Regions from separate parts of the Homo sapiens genome. Here region 1 is linked to region 2. The links are chromatin loops, found by intact Hi-C in ENCODE. Cell type or tissue: GM12878. All regions are shown on one strand. Each heading gives the region's core, and the rest is flanking DNA. Links, peaks and the distances in the headings are about the cores only.

Region 1 (2,917 bases), core at 165-2,664, 100 kb before region 2:
CTTATCAGCTTGGTGACCTTGGGCACCTGGCTTAAATTTTTTATGTCTCAGTTTCTTCATCTGTAAAATGGGGGCATTAATTATCTTTACCTCATGGAGGTATTTTAATAATTTAATACAATAATCTGTGTGAAAGGCTTAGAACACTCCCTGGCACAAAACAAATATCACCACCAATTTTACTTGGAGTCAACCTGGACAGGCATCTCTTAACACCATCTTTTAACACCTGCCTGTCATTAACACACTCTGAACCCCTTCAGACCCACGAGAACTCTTGCTCATTGATCATCAGGAATTGCCCATCTCTACTAAAAATACAAAAATTAGCCAGGCGTGGTGGCGGGTGCCTGTAATCCCAGCTACTCGAGAGGCTGAGGCAGGAGAATCGCTTGAACCCAGTAGGTGGAGAATATGACAAAAGAAATATGTCAAAATTTTAACAATGGTCTTCTTTGCCTTCTACTTTTTGCATTTCCAAAGTGTCTACCATAGAGCCGGGAGTGTCGACTCACACCTATATTCCCAGCACTTTGGGAGGCTGAGGCAGAAGTATCACTTGAAGCCAGGAGTTTGAGACCAACCTGGGCAACTTAGTGAAATCTTGGCTCTACAAAACTTAAAAAAATAAATAAATAACCTGGGCATGATGGCACATGCCTGTAGTCCTCACTACTTGGGAGGCTGAGGCAAGAGGATGGCTTGAGCCCAGGAGTTTGAGGTTGCAGGGAGCTATGATTGCACCACTGCACTCCAGCCTGGGTGACAAGAGGCCTTACATCACCCATTGCACTTTCACACTGGGAGGACCAAGGCCCTTGGTCCCCTGAAGGTTTGCTTCAAAATCACTGACAGGCAGATTTATTAATAGGAGAAAAGGCATACCAATGTATTGAACGTATACACACGGGAGACTTCAAAATGAAGACCTAGCCTCCCAATGAGGTCCAGAAGTTTATATACTATCTGGAGGTTACAGAAAGAATGGGGGCTTGAATCCTGGTAAAACAGGTTTTGGGAGGTGAAGAGAAGAGGAATTGCTGAGGGGATTACTAGGGAGAATGAATGGATCTCTGAACAGAGATTAATGTGTGAATAGTTCTCTTTGATAGTGAAAGTGTTCAGGTGTGGTTACATTCTTGGTCTTACAGGGAGGGGAAGAACAAGCAATTACTTTCTTTGATGGGTCTGAATCTTACGCAGATAAAGGAACTTCCACTTCTTTGTGGGAGACGGTGGCAGGGGAAGTCAGAGAGACCTTGAGGTTTCTCCATGTCAACATGTCAAAATGCCATATTTTGGGGTATTGGATTCTGAGCCCAACAACACCTAAAGCTCCTATAGTGCATACTTGTTTTATGTTCATTTAAATTATGCATTGAAAATAGTACAATATAAAAGATTTTAAAAATTTCAATATATACAAACATTTTGAAATAATAAAAATCTCCCCGACTAAAAGCAAAAGTCGGGCCAGGTGCGGCGGCTCACGCCTGTAATCCCACCTCTTTGGGAGGCCAAGGGGGGTGGATTCCTGAGGTCAGGAGTTTGAGACCAGCCTGGCCAACATAGTGAAACGCCATCTCTGCTAAAAATACAAAAAATTAGCTGGGCATGGTGGCAGGAACCTATAATTCCAGCTACTTGGGAGGCTGAGGCAGGAGAATTGCTTGAATCTGGGGAGGCGGAGGTCGCAGTGAGCTGAGATTGCGACATTGCACTCCAGCCTGGGCAACAAGAGCGAACAAAACTCCGTCTCAAAAAAAAAAAAAAGCAGAGGCAGGAGTCTCAAAAGTAGATCACTGGTAGTGCAATCCCCTGATGGGTTCTTGCCTGCCGCACAGGTAGAGCTGATTCACTGAAACACTGGTATTGTTGTAAAGATGGAGCTTAATTAATGCAAAGCTAGTCACATGGGGAGACAGGAAGTTATTACTCAAATCAGCCTCCCTGGAAATTTGGAGGCTGGAGTTTTTAAGAATAACTTGGTAGTCAGGATTTAGGGAACAGATGCTGCTGGTTGGATGAAGATGAAATCACAGGGGTGTGGAAAGTGGTCCTTATGCAGAGTCGGTCTCTGGGGTGGGGCTACAGGACTGGTTGATTTGTGGATCTGAGTGTAGTCAGCCAGTCCTCAGAAATCCAAGTCTGAAAAACATCTCAGAAGACCAACCTTAGGGCTGAGCGCGGTGGCTCACGTCTGTAATCCCAGCACTTTGGGAGGCCGAGGAGGATGGATTACTTGAGGTCAGGAGTTTAAGAACAGCCTGGCCAACATGGTGAAACCCTGTCTCTACTAAAAATACAAAAATTAGCTGGGCATGGTCGTGAGTGCCTGTAATCCCAGCTACTCGGGAGCCTGAGGCAGGAGAATCGCTTGAACCCAGGAGGTAGAAGTTGCAGTGAGCCGAGATGGCTCCACTGCACTCCAGCCTGGTCGACGGGAGTGAAACCCTGTCCCCCCACCACCCCCACCCCCCCAAAAAAAGGAAAAAGAAAACCAATCTTAGGTTCTACAATAATGATGATGTTATCTACAGGAGTAAATTGGAGAAGTTACAAATCTTGTGTCCTCTGGACCGATGGTTGGTTATAATTTATGCCTACAACTTAGCAGAATTCAGGCTCCCTTCATAATCCTAATCTTGTGTCTTTTCATTGGTTCTACAAAGACGATTCCTGACCTCCAATGAGGAAGGGATAGTTTTGGGAAGGGCTATTACTATCTTTACTTTAAGGTTAAACTATAACTTCCTCCTAAAGTTAGTTTGGCCTACACTGGGCACAGTGGCTCACGCCTATAATCCCAGCACTTTGGGAGGCCAAGGTGGGTGGATCACCTGAGGTCGGGAGTTCGAGCCTAGCCTGGCCAACATGGTGAAACCTGTCCCTACTAAAAATACAAAAATTAGCCAGG
Region 2 (2,917 bases), core at 228-2,727:
GAAAGAGGTTTTATATATATTATATAAAGGAAAGAAGTAAGGAAGAAAAGAAGGAAGGAAGGGAGGGAAAGAGAGAGAAAGAAAGAGAAAAAGAAACAATTTCAATGCCATTGGCAAACAATCAACCATGAGTAATAGTCCTTGTTAAAGAACACAAAGCTGATATTGACAACTTAGAAAATAAATTTTTATCTTCATTTGGAATTTCTAAAAAGTTTTTTTTTTTCCAGTGAAGGTGAGTCCTGGCTAACTGAACAGTATTATCTAAAAAGTAGTTCCGTTTTCCCACCTCTGGCAGCACTGCTGTTGTTTCAAAAGATTCCTCCATGATGGAAACCCCTTATAAGGTCCAGCACCCTGTGTTCACCACCAGTGTGCTCCACAAAGTGAGCAGGAGGAAAACGTGTACACCTCATTGGCACGATCTGTGTACAGTGTGCTGGGCAGTAACTGGTTAACCCCCAAAGGCCACAACTTCTTCAGTACCAAGTGGGAAATAAAAGAGACTACTCTCATCTGCCCTATAAATGACATGACTGATTGGCAGCCAATGGCACACAAACTCCCTGAGAAGTGGGGGTAGTTCCATGGATATTTAAGGCTGTAAGTCTTGAAGGAGAGGAATTGAGGGGTTCGTGCTCTCTCTAGGACCACCTAGCTAACAAAGGCCTTTATTCTAGACAAGGAGAAGCCCATTTCAACTACTGGAGATCCAGTTACCATTCAATACCTCCCTCTTAATTAAAATGTAAACTTCTGAACATAGAAGTTTGTGGTCAATCAACACAAAGAGGCTGATTATCCCAAAAATCTACTTTTCTGGAAGTAAATGTTCAAATGGAGATGATCAAGTCATATTACCTAAGAAAGGTTATAGGGGACTTTTGGAGACTTCTTTTGGACTTATACATCTAGATTTTATTTCCTTTTAACCATCTTAATAGATTTTTTTCTGCATCCAGAGAATTAGAATTTAGAAGTGTTGAAATATAGCCAGGTTTGAGCTTGTATAGAAACTGCTTTTGGAGCACATGCTGTTCTTAATTTGTTAGTAATTAGAAGTAATTACTAAACAGCTTCTGCCAGAAGTGAAGAGTTCTATGTTATCTTTGATACATAATAAATGACTCAGGGTAGACCCACATTAGTTTGCTTATCCATGAATCAAGAATAATTTAAGTCAATAATAAGAAAATAGTAGATAAAAAGGAAAATTAAACTTTCAAACAGCAGTTCCAAATGTTATGGAAAATGAATGAGATTGTAAAAGGTGAATAAAAAATGCAATCTGGTTGGAGTTTGGTTGTGCTTGCAAATTCGTTAAGCGTTTTTTTCTGAAACTTGTTCTACAGAATGTTAATGCCAAGAAGCAAGTGCAATGAAATCTTAGGCCTTGGGCCAGTGGGAGGCCTACTTCTACTCGTTTCAGTTCTTGCTTTCTCACATTAAGTCTGGCAGCCTCAGGTCATGGCATCATTTCCTTTCAGAAAACCCAAGTTATTGGTACTGCTGAAGTTTTGCTGTCTATTTTCTTGGCAAGGTTTCTGCAACTTCCTTTTAGGAAAATAGACAGATGGGAAGATGGATTCAAGCACAGAATCGGTGAATCCAGGTAAGGTCAAATTTTGCTTTGTGAGATGCCCTTCCCTGGGCCAGAAATATTAATTAGGCAGTAGTGACACCAGCTGGTCTTCCTGGGAATCTTCCCTCATGTAATTCATTAGAAAATGAACAGATTTTTATGGTCTGCTTAAACTGTATTAGGTACAGTAAAAGCTACATGAGAAATGGAAAGGCCCTGATCTTGAAGGGTTTATCATCTGAGAGGTATTAAAATATATATAGATGCTGTCTCGACCCTATAGTACCCACTCATCACTCTAGAATTTTGTCTCAGGAGGTTAGGACAAGGAGAAGGGCCTGGTATCTATATTTTTCTGAGGATTCTGATGATCACTCAGGTTTGGGGAGTGATCAAGAGAAAAACTGATTGCTAACATACCTGGAGAAATACTCTAGAAGTCAGAGAACAAAAGAACCATAGGAATTCAGACTAAGCAAGATGATGTTTGTGTGAGGTAATCAGAGAGGCTTCCAGGAAGAGGAGATTCTTGTAGATTTGTGTGAAAAAGCAGAGAAGTTAAAAAACAATCACAGTAATAAGGTAGTATAATCAGGGAGGTATTCCAGGATGGGGGAAAGGCATTTTATTCCCTACACATACTGTTCAATAATGCTCTAACTCTCCAGTTGAATTTCGGTTTTCATTCAGGATTCTTCTGGAACAAACGAAATGTTCTCCAATCTGTACTTTCAATACCTAGAGTAATAATATTTACCCTGATTTTTCCAGATGTGTCATTCAGCATCTGGCCAGAAAAACAGAAACCACTCTAGATGTTTCAAATAAAAGGGATTTACTACAGATTTTGGTATTACGGGCATTGGAACAGATAAGCAAGGGAGCTAAAGAAGCAAAAAGGGAAAAGGGTGACATTCCGAGATTAGTATCTGTAGAGAGCGGCTACCAGCCTTAGGAACTGGGGGAATGAAACTGAAGAGGAGCTGTCAAAGTCCAGGAGCAGGCCTTAAGGGATTCCACCCAGCCTGTGCTGGGACTGCCAAGGATGGTCTCCCTAGCCACAGCCGGGACCAATTAAGGGCAGTTCCAGCAGAACCTTGGGTCACTGAAGGGGCACAGCTACTTCCAGAACCAACAGCAGAAACAAAGAGAGTATAAGAAAGAAATAATGGCTCTTCCTCTTGCCAGACATAACAGAAAGCCAGGTAGTAAAGGAGTCTGGAAAATGGAGTTTGTGGATTCCCACAGCCCCAGCAATACAGACAGGATGGAATAAGGTGAAAGTGCAGCTCAGGGGCAGCAGGTAGACAACTGATGCACCAAGTAAAATGAATC

Evidence for each region. Peaks named below come from ENCODE experiments on the same cell type or tissue, not always from the same donor. Only the 100,000 strongest peaks of a DNase experiment are listed, where the experiment ranks them.
Region 1: a loop joins it to region 2, with 4 times the contacts of the local background. A loop is called at or near these places in 8 of 110 quality-filtered maps.

Annotation. Positions count from the first base shown.
Region 1 is chr9:4,484,576-4,487,492 of GRCh38, reverse strand. It overlaps a transcript of GLIS3 not described here. Among named protein-coding and RNA genes, the nearest start is that of SLC1A1, 4.4 kb to the left of the region's middle. RefSeq lists a silencer at 673-762. In GM12878, for the core only: no CTCF peak of the experiment used is centred there; a DNase peak (open chromatin) is centred at 1,199; H3K4me3 peaks cover 782 bases; H3K27ac peaks cover 1,017 bases.
Region 2 is chr9:4,381,652-4,384,568 of GRCh38, reverse strand. It overlaps a transcript of GLIS3 not described here. Among named protein-coding and RNA genes, the nearest start is that of GLIS3, 83 kb to the right of the region's middle. In GM12878, for the core only: a CTCF peak has its summit at 1,678 (motif pointing left); a DNase peak (open chromatin) is centred at 1,488.